2 separate regions of the Mus musculus genome follow, and region 1 is linked to region 2. The links are chromatin loops, found by intact Hi-C in ENCODE. Cell type or tissue: gastrocnemius. All regions are shown on one strand. Each heading gives the region's core, and the rest is flanking DNA. Links, peaks and the distances in the headings are about the cores only. Region 1 has its middle 6.4 kb from the start of Fgfbp3. Region 2 holds the start of Kif11 (kinesin family member 11).

What was found. Hi-C counts contacts between places; a loop is a spot of excess contacts. Peaks named below come from ENCODE experiments on the same cell type or tissue, not always from the same donor. Only the 100,000 strongest peaks of a DNase experiment are listed, where the experiment ranks them.
Region 1: it touches region 2 in a loop (27-fold over the local background); 17 of 42 quality-filtered maps call a loop at or near these places.

Annotation. Positions count from the first base shown.
Region 1 is chr19:36,909,739-36,916,694 of GRCm38, reverse strand. No RefSeq gene overlaps it. Among named protein-coding and RNA genes, the nearest start is that of Fgfbp3, 6.4 kb to the left of the region's middle. In gastrocnemius, for the core only: no CTCF peak of the experiment used is centred there; no DNase peak of the experiment used is centred there.
Region 2 is chr19:37,374,870-37,381,825 of GRCm38, reverse strand. Kif11 (kinesin family member 11) reads right to left here and starts at 5,444. Exons shown (of 22, transcript NM_010615.2): 1 at 5,159-5,444. The coding sequence starts at 5,232. In gastrocnemius, for the core only: no CTCF peak of the experiment used is centred there; no DNase peak of the experiment used is centred there; H3K4me3 peaks cover 27 bases.

The DNA of each region.
Region 1 (6,956 bases), core at 2,709-5,208, 470 kb after region 2:
AAGGTATCTGGAGACCATTCTCCAAAAGTATGGCCCAACAAACACAGTCTCTAAAAAGACGAGCAAAAAGCTTGCATCAATAAAAAGAATGGAAATAAATCTGTACTGTCCAGAACCGTGGCTAGAATCACACTTTCATCTCTCTGGGAAAGAGGACTACCAGGCCCTCCCAGGATGCCCTCTGATAGTCTAACAAATGTCTTTGTAAGAAAGAAGAAAAGACCATAGCTCTTGGACCAAAGTCTGTGTGTCCAAGAGCTGTGCCAGGACCCTGGCTGGGGAACAAGAAACAGCTGCTTGCAGTGGAAGGGAAGGGATCAGATCCCTCCATCTGTCTTTTGAATGACATTGGCGAAGTCCCAGTATCTCCAGGTCTTTTTGGAGATTGGGTTGGGCTAAGTCTGGGGTTTTTAAAGCACACTTATTGCCTTCTAGAATCATACGTGCAATTCTCCACAGACATAATAACTCGAATAGCAACAAATATAACATGTGAAGTACATGATGTAACCCAGGAGAGATGGCGGACTTCAAAGAGCCGGAGAAAAGACAACTGAAATGGTCAGGGAAAGGGAGGAGTGTTGTGTCTAGGACATCTAGACTAGTATGGAAGGACGCGCTAGACAGACAAGCGTCAGCTGGAAGAGGAGGAGGAGGTTCTGGGGAAGATGAATGATTTCCTCTGGGGCACCAGGCAGAGTGGAGGGAAAGTTGCCAGGGTACACTAGCATTTCCTTACTGTCAGGGCTGAGATCAGAAAGGGTCAATGAGGAAGGTGCTGGTAGCTCTGTCTGTGGGAGAAAGAGGAATTATCAAAGACACACAACCATCGTGTTCTAGTTCTGTTTTCAAAGTTACTCGGCACTCAGAAGGCAGAGGTAGGCAGAGGTAGGCGGAAGGAGAGCTACGAATTCAAGGCTGGCATGGTTTATACCGTGAGTTCTAGCCGATCCAAGGCTACTTGGTGAGACTCTGTCTCAAAAAAAAAAAAAAAATCCCTTAAGTTACTGGTCCTTTATAATTTTACTTAGCAGGCATGGGAAGTGGCTAAGCATAGTGTCTCAGTATGCTGACAATCTGCCCTGCATTCTTAACTCAGAATGCAAATTTGTACAAGAGTATTAGTAGGTTCATAAAATGCTAACCTTCTATCATATCTCATTGCCTACACATAATTATCACCTGAAAGGTCTGCTTTAATTTTTTACATTCTGTTGACAAAAAAAAAAAAAAACAACTCTGGGTTAAACTTTCCATTTTGATATTCTGCACAAAGTTCAAGGTTAAACAGGGTCCCCCAAAAGATTACCACAGAGGAGCAGTTAGCCAACTGTAAAGGCAGAAGTCTGTAATCCTAGCACTTAGGAGGTGGATGCAGGAGAATTATAAGTATGGGCTAGCCTGTGCTGCATAGTGAGCACCCCTGCCCCTCACAAAAAAAGAGGGCAGGGAAAAAGACTTGAACTATCATAAAACAGGCTTGATTGACACATGGAGAGCTAGGAACAACAGACCAACCTAGTGTAGTCATTGATACAGACCATATTCTGAACAAGACCAACTGCAACTCATCCTAAACAGCTTCAATAATGCAAAATCTGTTCTCTGATGAGAAAATAATTATGCTAGAAATCATCAGTAGTAAGAAAATCTCCAATCATTTTAAAAAGTGAACCAGGATTCCAAAATAGCCTGTGAATCTTTTTTTTTTTAAGATTTATTTATTAATTATTATATGTAAGTATACTGTAGCTGTCTTCAGACACTCCAGAAGAGGGAGTCAGATCTCATTACGGATGGTTGTGAGCCACCATGTGGTTGCTGGGATTTGAACTCCGGACCTTCAGAAGAGCAGTTGGGTGCTCTTACCTGCTGAGCCATCTCACCAGCCCATAGCGTGTGAATCTTAAAGGAAAGTTATATATATTTGAATATTGAATATATGAAATTGAACCTGAACATAACAAAATGTGTGCTTGTAGCTGAAGAAGTGCCCAGACATCATGTAAAGGGCATCTACTAGCAAAAAATAGTGCAGAGGTAGAAGAGAAACCAGATATTGTCAGGCTTTCTATCACCCAGTGTAGACTGCACAGTTTCAGGATGAGAAATCAATTCTGGGGTGGGGGGGCTACAGAGATGGTTCAGCAGTTGTCTTTTTTTTTTTAAAGATTTTATTCATTATTTTATTTATTATTATATGTAAGTACACTGTAGCTGTCTTCAGACACACCAAAGGAGGGCATCAGATCTCATTATGGATGGCTATGAGCCATCATGTGGTTGCTGGAATTTGAACTCAGGACCTTCAGAAGAGCAGTCAGTGCTCTTAACCGCTGAGCCATCTCTCCAGCCCCTCAGCAGTTGTCTTAGTCAGAGTTTCTATTCCTGGACAAAACATCATGACCAAGAAGCAGTTGGGGAAATGCCTCCATGAGATCAAACTGTAAGGCATTTTCTCAATTAGTGATCAAGGGGGAAAGGTCCCTTGTGGGTGGGGCCATCTCTGGGCTGGTAATCTTGGTTCTATAAGAGAGCAAGTTGAGCAAGCCAGGGGAAGCAAGCCAGTAAAGAACATCCCTCCATGGCCTCTGCATCAGCTCCTGCTTTCTGATCTGTTTGAGTTCCAGTCCTGACTTTCTTTAGTGATGAAAAGCAATGTGGAAGAGTAAGCTGAATAAACCCTTTCCTCCCCAATTTGCTTCTTGGTCATGATGTTTGTGCAGGAATAGAAACCCTGACTAAGACAGCGGTTAAAAGCACTGGCTACTTGCTCTTCCAGAGGTCCTGAGTTCAATTCCCAGCAACCACATGGTGCCTCACAAACATCTGTTGGGATCTGATGCCTTCTTCTGGTGTGTCTGAAGACAGCTACAGTGTGCTCATATAAACAAAATAAATAAAACTTAAAAAAATATTAGAAATCACTTCTGGATTAATTGGCTGCATGCCTGTGATCCCAGCACTTGCAAGGCAGAGGCAGGTGGATATAAGGCCAGCCTTGTTTGTGTAGTGAGTTCCAGGACAGTCAGAGCTACATAGGGAAAGCCTGTCTCATAAAATAAAATAATTAAATAAAAAAGAAAGAAAAGAAACCAACCTCTGGGCTGTTTTGGCTAGGGTTTGTTTAAGTGATGAAGGACCTGTTTTGTCTGTACAAGATGGGTGGGAAAGGAAGCAAAGGGAGGGGGAGGGAAATATACCTCTCGTTTCTCCATTGTTCCTTGTGATAAAGTACCAGCTATCCACTCAAATCCGGCCCCCCTTTTTTCCTGGATGAGTACCCCCAAGCCAGGGATATTTTATAGCCATCTTTGTACACAGGCACGATCAGTGACTAACCTTTTGCCAATGATTTGTGTAACTTCAACTTTACTATGCTTAAGTAATATGCCGCTTGCCTTTCCTCGGAATTTAGGCAAGGATGCACTAGAAACTGAGCCTCAGTCATGCACAGACATGCAGTACCCTGAGGACAACAGAGGCAGACAGAAGGACTAAGGAGAATTGAGTAGGAGGGGGCTCAGCATTGGAGCCCTGAGAAAACTTCAGCCGTGCCTTGGGGAGTATAGCATAGCACAGACATTGCTCATTTCAGGATGCCGTGTTAGACAGGAATGGCCGTTCTAGCTTCTCTACAGGTACAGCCACTTGTAATGGCCCAAGCAAAGTATGGGGTTATGGGAAGTGTGAAGATGCTGCTGGTAAGATGCAGCTGGCTAACAGGGTCAGCTAGCTACCCCACACTCGGTCACCCAGCCACCACAGTGCACAATTGAAGTGGCTAGTTCCTACAGCTGCCGTACAAAGAAATGTAAGAACGGAAGAGTATTTCAGAGTCGCCAAGAGGAGGTTTTGGCATTTTTCCCTTCTGCTGCCATGAAATATTATAGGTAAATCTAAGTAGCAATGTGTGCAATAGAAACCAACACACGTGGGTTCAGATTGGGGTCTTGCAGCTGGGTAACCTTGGGCAATTCACTCCCCCCCTTTCCGAGTCTCATCTTTCTGCTTGTGAAACAGAGATGGCCATAACAGTACTTTCACCACAGTGCCGTGGAGAGACTTAAGAGGGATGCTCAGGAAGGGCACAGAGCCTGACTCGTTGCACGTGTAGATAAGTATATAGCTAAAGCTTCTTTTCTTTCGGATGTCAATGTAGACATCAAAAGGGAGATCTCCCTCGGAAAAAGATTATACAAGATAATCAATCATTGGCAACTCTTCTCAGTTTAGAACAGTGAATGAATGAATGAATGAATGAATGAATGAATATGAGGGTCAGGGTGTGGCTCAGTGGTAGAGTGTATGTTTGAAATGTGTAAAGACCAGGTTTTACTCTCCAGCACCAGAAACAGGAGGAGAGGGGGGGGGAGGGGGAGAGAGGGGGAGGGGGAGGGAGGGGGAGGGGAGGGGGGGAGGGAGGGAGAGGGAGAGAGAGAGAGACAGAGAGAGAGGGAGAGAGAGGGAGAGAGAGGGAGAGAGAGAGAGAGAGAGAGAGAGAAGGGGATGTTGCAGAACTGGCCAGCACTCACATCCCCGATGTAAAAGCACAGAGATGGGGGTAGGGAGGGGGGTATGGAGAGCATGGGGGTGTTGGAAGGGTTGGAGAAGTCGTGGAGGGGAGTCTTCAACATGAAGACTTGAAAGGAGAGGTGAGTTCATAAATGGCCTTAGAGCCTTGGGGACCACAGCTGACCTCCCAGCCCCACAGCTTTCTTATAACTTCAAAGAACGGTCTCTTTAGTTCTTGACCAGTGCTTCCAGCTGCAAGGCTTTGATGAACTTACTCGGAGTTTTGTCCCCCCTGTGACCTCTTGGCTCATCACATTCAAAATTCTCCCCTTTTTAAAATATAAAAGCAGCCATAAAAGCATCCCAAACCCCTCCTCCTTCTCCTCTCTCTGCCTCTGTGTCTGTCTCTGTCTCTCTCTCTCAACAAGAAGCCTACTTCAATCAATCATCCTAAAATCATCAATGCTGAGGCCGTGGCTCAGAGGCAAACCAAGCAAGTGCTTCGCGTGCACACTCTGCGCTTCATCCTCAGCACTGTACAGGGGAAAGAAAGGAAGAAGGAAAAAGGGGGGGAGGGAGGAAGGAAGGAAGGAAGGAAGGAAGGAAGGAAGGAAGGTGGGGTCATCATATAGAGACAGCAAAAAGTAAGAAGTGTAATAGAAATGGCTGTTAATAAATCACAGCACGCCGGGCGTGGTGGCGCACGCCTTTAATCCCAGCACTCAGGAGGCAGAGGCAGGTGGATTTCTGAGTTCGAGGCCAGCCTGGTCTACAGAGTGAGTTCCAGGACAGCCAGGGCTATACAGAGAAACCCTGTCTCGAAAACCAAATAAATAAATACATAAATAAATACATAAATAAATACATAAATAAATAAATAAATAAAACAAATAAATCACAGCACAGGGTAAAAGGAGCGTGAATCTAACAGGAACTATATAGGAAAGCTACATGAAAAACAAAAGAAATACGTCGGGGCTAGAGACTAACGATTCAAATAAAAACCTATAGATTGCCATTATTACATAAGATACATTAACATTTAAGATCAGTGTATACATTTAAATGTTATAACAATTTCAACACCAGTAGGATTTTCGGATCCAATTAGGCAAGCTGATTCTCAGGTTGGAAAGGGAAACCAAAAGGACATAGATGAGCAGGGGGGACGAAAGGATCTGTGAGAGGAAAGATGCTGTCACCAAGGGCTACAGCTTGAAGTGGCTAAATACAGCCTCGCAGAAGGAATGTTGGCAACACAGCCCCCAACAATGCGGATGTTGCAGCGAGGGTGCTGTCTCTAGGTAACCATAGGAACTCCCTTTGAAAGCCCAGAAGCTGCGGATCCCACCAGTCCTTCAGTGGACAGTAGCTGCCTTTGAGCTGGGTGGTCATGTGATGGGACTGAAAACTCAAAAGCTTTGATCCATATGTTCCTTTGTTCTCGGGCACAATGGTTACAATGATGATGATTCTTCTCGAAGTCAAAACAGGACTAGGGGCCTTGCTCATCTATTGTTACGATGTGGGGAACTTGGTGAGATCCTAGAAGGGTGAGATGTCAAAATTAGCGGTTGGTCATGCGCTGTGGAGACGTGGAAGTGTTCCTAGGCAGTGCTACAGGGTGAAATACCAAGAAGAATGCAGAGGCACCTAATTTCCTTACTTCTCTAATTTAATCTCTTCCTAGAACCACTGGAAGCACTGAATGCTCTCAATTAAAAAACGTGGGCAGGGGAGGGGGGGCAAAACAAAATGTAAAGTCTGGAGCACCCTGAAAAATGGTAATAATAGAATCTAGGGAGCAGAGGATGTTTCGGATCGTCCTCTCTTTAATCCTGTAGTTCATGTGATCAAAGTCAATATGTGGATATGCAATCAGCATCTCAGATGCATTTTTATGCTCCTAGAAAGCCTAGTGAAGATCCGCAACCTATGGGTAGGCAAGATGGCTTGAGAAGGTAAAAGCTCTTGCCTATAAGTTTGACAGCTTGAGTTCCACCGCTGCAATCCACACCATGGAAGGAGAGAACTGAGTCCCACAGGTACAGCTAGTGCGCTGGCCTGAAGCCACCAGGGTCCGCTGTCGAGCAGATGACTTTAGGTAGCCTGGCTAGGAAACTGACAATAGAAGACAATTGGGATCTTTGGGAACTCAGGGCAAGGAACTGTCTCTGAGGCTTTTTCAGGGGTCAAGAAAAGACCACCACGTGAGTGGGCTTGATATCTCAAGCACCAACGAGGTGGCCCAAAAGAGTATCTCCAGCCATCTAATTAGCTTGCTCAGAGGAGGAAGCCAATCACAGCTTTGACTCAGCATCAGTCATACAGACCCGCAACCAGAGAAAGTGCGCCCCTTGTGGCCAAAGTGGAATTGGCTTCATGGAGGCTGGCTTGATTTCCTTCCTTCCTTCCTTCCTTCCTTCCTTCCTTCCTTCCTT
Region 2 (6,956 bases), core at 2,108-4,607:
ACATAATTAAAAATGCAAAACTTTTTAAAAGGGGGTTGCTATAACATTTCAAATGTAAAAAAAAAAATCTAATTAAAAAAGGGGGGGGGGTTGCTTGGCTGCAGCTCAGTTGATAAGAATGCTTGCTTGCCTAATATGCACATGCCTGGATTCCATCCTCAGCACCGTGTACAGTAAACACGGGTGCACACCAGTAACCCTGGAACTCAGAAGTGGAGGCAGAAAAATAAATTACTCAAGAATAAGGCCACCTGAGTACATCAAATCCTGTCTCAAAAGAAAAAAATAAAAGCATCACTAAATCCTTCTCAGGGAACTTTGAACATACTTGGAAGAGAAATTACCAAATAAATAACATTAGGTTCTAGTAAATTAGAAGTGAAAAATAAAGCAAAATAAAAGGGCATAGGAAGTAATAAGACAGGTAAGTGTACTATTTTGGTGTGGCTATGAAATGCTTCCTGATGAGGTGACATTTAAGCAGAATCTAAAATGTGAAGGAGTCGGATGTAGGTATTTTGGCAAAAAAGTTTCCCAGGCAGACAATAGAAACTGGCAATAATTTTTATACATAAATACCGGCGGCTGGTTCCTGCTACCCGCCCCCATGTTTTATGTTCCTGAATTAAAAACACATATTTGATAAGCCATAACCAGCGCAACAGTTGGGCCACTTCCTCACCTCCGGCCGATAATCCCGAGTTAGTACTTACTAAGTTCTATATTGGACCTTGGCTGCCCTGGACTCCCACTGACTATACCTCCCTGTCCTCCACTCTTTGTCTCTCCTCCTCTCCCTGGGATTCCAAAGCCCTGGAATCCTAAAAGTCCCACCTCTGTCTGCCCTGTCCAGCCATTGGCTGATGGCATCTTTATTTACCAATCAGAACCCCAAATTAACATTATTATACAAGCAGCATTAGGCCAAACCCACTACACAATTAAAAAAAAAAAAAGTAGGGGCATTAAGGATAGGTCAGAGGCCAATAGCGCTTACTGCTCTTCCCAAGGACCCAAGTTCATTTCCCAATACCCATGTCTAGTGGTTCACAACTGTTGGGGAGGTCTTTCATACTGTATTTTTTGTGCCCTGACATCTGGTTACAGTACAGATGGTCGTAGTCAAGTACTTCCGGTCTCAATGTTATGTAAAAGTTGTTTTTCATCATCTCTGATTTGTTAATAAACAGCTAGTCAGCCTATGGTGGGGCAGGAGAAGACAGTAGAAGTGAGGCATAGGATCCCAGGGAGGGAGAGATTGAGGGAGGAGGGAGAGAGGGGAGGGGGGAGGAGGAGGAAGAAGAGGAGGGAAAGGAGGAGGAGGAGGAAAAGGAGGAGAAGGAGAAAAGAAAAGAAGAAAGGTGTAGAGAGACCAACGTGTGGGACACCAAGAGGATTGGCCAAGAGTACACGTGGAGCAGAGCAAGCCAGAGCAAGATACAGATGGCAAGAAAAGGGGCATTTATCTGGATGTTAGCAGCCAAGTCAGGCTGAATAGCTCAGAACCTGCCAAGCACATTGCCAACAGGTTCTTTTTTTTTTTTTTTAAAGGATTTTATTTATTTTATGTATATGAGTCCACTGAGGCTGTCTTCAGACACACCAGAAGAGGGCATCAGATCCCATTACAGATGGTTGTGAGGCACCATATGATTGCTGGGATTTGACTCAGGACCTTTGGAATAGCAGTCAGTGCTCTTAGCCGCTGAGCCATCTCTCCAGCCCGCCAACAGGTTCTTAATAAAAATTCCAGGTCTCTGTGTGTTTTAGTCAAAAGCTAAACAGGATAAAGTGGGTGTAAAAAAAACCCAGAGATAACTGGAAACAAAAGGAAGTGTGGCAATCCCCACCATCACTACCAAAATACTATTATACACAACTCTAGCTCTAAGTGACCCATGCGCTCTTCTGACTTCATCCATACAGGCACGTAATTACACATAAACGAAAATAAATCCTTGCATTAAAAACTTTAAAATAAATAATAAACTCAACAAAGTATCCAGGTTAGGGCAGGTGAGCAGGGTAAGGCGGTAAAAGCAATCCCTGGGTCAAGTCTGAGGACACGATTTAAAATGAGCAGACTCCCCAGATTTCTCTGCCGGTCTACACACACACACACACACACACACACACACACACACACCACCCCCTGCAGCACATGAATGCTGGCACTGACATACACATTATACACACATATAAGATTTAAAATTAACATATAGACAGCTGGGCGGTGGTGGCACATGCCTTTAATCCCAGCACTTGGGAGGCAGAGGCAAGCAGATTTCTGAGTTCGAGGCCAGCCTGGTCTACGGAGTGAGTTCCAGGACAGCCAGGGCTATACAGAGAAACCCTGTCATGAAAAACAAACAAACAAACAAAAACAACACATCTTCAGGACTCACACTTTTTTTTTTGTTTTGTTTTGGTTTTGGTTTTTTTTTTTTTTTTTTTTGAGACAGGGAGAACTCACACTTCTTGATTTTAAAATTTATTCTAAAGGTGTAAGCAGTCAAAACTATACGATAAACGAGACTGGAACAGACAGACACAGACCAGTGGGATTGAGTGCTCATAAATAAACCCTCTCCTATATGGGCAAATGATTTTAGACAAATGAGCCAAACCATTCAGTAATCTCTGTAACATGGTGACAGAAAACTGGGTATCCTACACAATGAAGCCGAATGTCTCACTTAACATCACATAAAGAGGACCAAAAACTTGCACCTAAGACGTAACACCATAAAACTTAGAGAAACAAAGAAGAAAAAGCCTGGCAGCTTTGGCTTTAGCAACGATTCCCTGGATCAGATACCAAAGGCACAGGCAACAGCATCAAAAATCAGGCATGGTGGCTCACACTTCTAAGGCTCAGGAGGCTGCCACAGGAGCACTGACTGCAGGACTTCAAGCCTGGGTGCAGATGAGTTGCAGGGGAGGCAGAACGCTACATAGTGAGACCCTGCCACCAAACACAAGACGATGAGGATCTAACGTACAACATCCTAAGAAAGCCTCATTTATTGCTTATTAAAGCTTAATGAGGGGCTGGTGAGATGGCTCAGTGGATAAGAGCACCCGACTGCTCTTCCGAAGGTCCGGAGTTCAAATCCCAGCAACCACATGGTGCCTCACAACCATCCGTAACGAGATCTGACTCCCTCTTCTTGAGTGTCTGAAGACAGCTACAGTGTACTTACATATAATAAATAATAAATCTTTAAAAAAAAAAAAAGCTTAATGAGACTGGCGCCAGGAACACTACTTAATAGAGAAAAGACTAACCAAACAAGAAAAAGAAAAACCTATGCCTAAACTATTGTACATAACAGACACGTGTAAACGTTTTCACTGGTAAAAAAATGTTTAAAAAAAATTCTCTTAAGGCCAGCCTTGAAATGTAGGAGGACAGTATGGACACATGAGATGTTTTATTTCTTACTTTGAGGGATAAATACTGGGATTAAAGGCTTGTACCATCACACCCCCACCGTCAGTGTTCTTTGTAACTTTTTATGACTCAAACACTTTGTAAGTAACAAAGGAAATAATAGCACACAGAAAAGGCAATATTGACTAATAATAATAATACTGCAAAAAAATTGTAAAAAAAAGTGCATTTGTTGGGTAGCTTAGGGTAAGAACACTTCTTGTTCTTCTAGAGACCTTGAGTTCTGTTTCTAGCCCCCACACCTGGGGGTGACTCACAACCACCTGTAACTCTGGCCTTAGAGGTGGTGCTCTCTTCTGCTCTCCACAAGCACTCACGTATGTGTGCAAACACCTGAATATATACCCATTATTAAAAATAAAAATTTTTTGAGGCAGAGTTTCTCTTTGTAGCCCTGGTTGTCTTGAAACTCGATCTGTAAAACATGCTGGGATTAGAGGTGTGCCCCACAACTGCCTGCCTAAATCTGCCTAATTTTTTTTTTCCTAAATTCTTAAGTGTGTCTGCTTTCCTGTTGATTAAAATGAAAGTTCCAAATTAAGTAACTAAAACTCCAGAGTTCAGCAATTAAGTATCTTTGGCAAGCCTAGAGTTGCTCACACACACACACACACACACACACACACACACACACACACACACGTCACCTAGTTTAAAAACTTGGGTCTGGTAGCTGAAACTTGAATTGCTTATAACTCCAGAACTCAGAACTAAGGCAGGGAGCTAGTCGGAGTTTGAGGCCAGTCTCAGGAAAAAAAAAAAAAAGGCAGACACAGTGGCACACACTTGTCACCCAGCAATCCCAGCTAAACGACCGAGAGGCTGAGACAGTAAAGTACGCTAACATATAGTTCCAGACCAACCTCGGTAACATCACAAAAATTCAAAAAAATTAAAAACTCTGGGTAAGTTATTTGGATGTCAGTCGGGGAGAGCTGAACCCCACACCCTCCCTCCTCTCAATTTTGTCTTTTGGTCAATGAACAAAGGCAGATAAAAGAAAGAAAGAAAGAAAGAAAGAAAGAAAGAAGGAGAGAGAAACCCTGTCTCGAAAAACCAAAAAAAAAAAAAAGAAGAAGAAGAAAAATGAGAAAGAGAAAAGATGCTGCACCTTAGCCATGTACTTTCATTAGCTCGTGAGTTTCATAAACTCATTTTACAGCTTAGCTTAAATTCAGCAATGTCTACTTGGTTATTAGAGGTGAATTTGATGGTTGCTCTTCGCTGAAAAGTGCGTTCCCTTTTAAAAGCAAACCTACTTTCATCTATTGGACCAAACACACAGAATAAAGAACTATTAGTCTTTCCGAAGTGGAAATAACCCCAAGGTGAGCGCCAAACTACATGCAAAGTAAGTAGGAAGCTTTATTCCCAAACTGACAACTCGGACGGGGTAGCACAGAGCAATGACAGCTAAATTTTCGGCGACATTGGCTTTTAAAAGGGAACGCACTTTTCAGCGAAGAGCAACCATCAAATTCTTTGTGACTGCAGCTTAACTTTAACCAACACCAACATCCCCCCCCCCCCCGAGACAAACCCTAATTTAGAACTAAACGTGGTAGCATGTTTACCGAACAAAACACGGGGAGCCCCAGAAACCGATGACTTGGTGTCCTTCAGAAAGGTAAACAAATCGCTCTCCGGAACGGCTAGCCCAAAAGCTAAGCCTCCGCGTCCGGACTCGTCCCAGCCTCTCCTTACCTGCATCTCACCACCACCTGGATGTTCCTGCCCTTTTCCTCTTTCTTCTTCAAAGAACTCGGCTGGGACGCCATGACGGTCGAGCCAAAACCTGCCGGCCTAGCGGAGACTCAGACACAGTGAGAACCGGGAGCAGCCTCTCCTCACCCGGTGCTGCCAAGGCCACGAGGACCGAGACTCGCAGCTCGGCGTCCCCGAGGTCCACGCAGGCCTCTTGGCCGTGGCCGCCGCCCCGCAAAAGCCGGACAGGACGAACCTCCTCCTCTGCTCCGAAATCAGCAACGATTCCGCGCCTCAATTTTGAAAAATGGAGACGACTGACCGGACCAATAGCAGAGCGGCACGCGAGGCATCATGGGACGCCGTGTCGTCACTGTGGTGACGACGGGGCGTGACCCGAAGAAATGGATGGCGGTGCAGGCTGGCTCCTGTAGTCCGAAGTTCACTGTGCAAGCTTTCAGTGCTGCCGCTGGCGGGCTTCTGGGGCCTGGGACGCCTACATCGCCGCATTCGCTGGGTCCTTACCGCCCTCCGAGGCTTCTCGCTTTCCGTAGAGAGGTGACGAACAACTCGGCCGTTTAAGGTGTAGGTGGGGACCGGGGAAACAGAAAAGCCGAGTCCTCCGCCTCATCGGGTTTCCGGAGCTGCTTTTTCTGTTTCGCGGGATCTTAAATGCGGTTTAGCCTCTCCGATGTAACTTAGCGAGGATCAGAGAAAGCGCCGCCGACCTCGCCAAATACCCGCCTTCCGCACTCCAGATCCCTGGTCCTCTGGATTAAGCAAAGCCAACTGTCTACTGGTAAACTACTCTCGGAGGCAGGAGTGGCAGAGGAGCTCTCCGAGTTCCAGACCAGCCTGATCTATAAAGCGAGGCCAGGACGGCCAGGGCTGGTTGCACAGAGAAACGCTGTCTCCAAAAACAAACAAACAAAAACAAAACAAAAGCTAGCCCCAGAGACTCACTGCTATCTCAAAATGTCCCACAAAGTGAACATATTGAACATCTTTATACCCTTGCCTCCGGCCAGTCTTTCTCACTTCAACACGTGTTTTTAACCAGACCCTTCCTCTGCAATCACCTTCCTCCAAGACTTTGAATCTCGTCCCTGAATGACTTCCTTCGATGTTCCTACTGCTACCCTTTTTTTCTCCTCCCTGCTACTGCATTCACTCAGCAAATATCCTTTAAAAAGCAAACCAAACACATATAGGGACAGAGGCAGAAAGATCAGGAGTTCAAGCGTCCATTTCATACATTTCCAGTTTAGTATCAAACTGTGTTATGTCCATCATTTGCTATTTATTCGTTTGTTTTAAACAAGATATCTTTCTGAACACAAGGCTGGCCCTGTGAGAATCCTCAATGATCTTCCTGCCTTCTGCATACTGGTATTGAAAGAATGAGCTACCAGTCCTGGCTGGTTTCTTGTTTGCTTTTTTTTTTTTTTTTTTTTGAGGGGTGTGGCTTAAGATTATTTATTTATGTGTGGGGTAGTGTGTCTGTGTGTGTGTCCTCCAAGTGTGTGGTGGTGCCCTTGGACAGAAGATGGCATTGAATGCCCTGGAACTGTAGTTAAAAAGTCAGTTGTGAACCACCTACAGTGGGCGCTAGGACCTGAATTCAGGTCCTGTGGAAGAACAGGAAGTGCTCTTAACAGCTCTTATCCATCTCTCCAGCCCATGATTTTTTTTGTTGTTGTTGGTTTTTTTGGGTTTTTTTTTTTTTTTTTTTTCGAGACAGGGTTTCTCTGTATTGCCCTGGCTGTCCTGGAACTCACTCTGTAGACCAGGCTGGCCT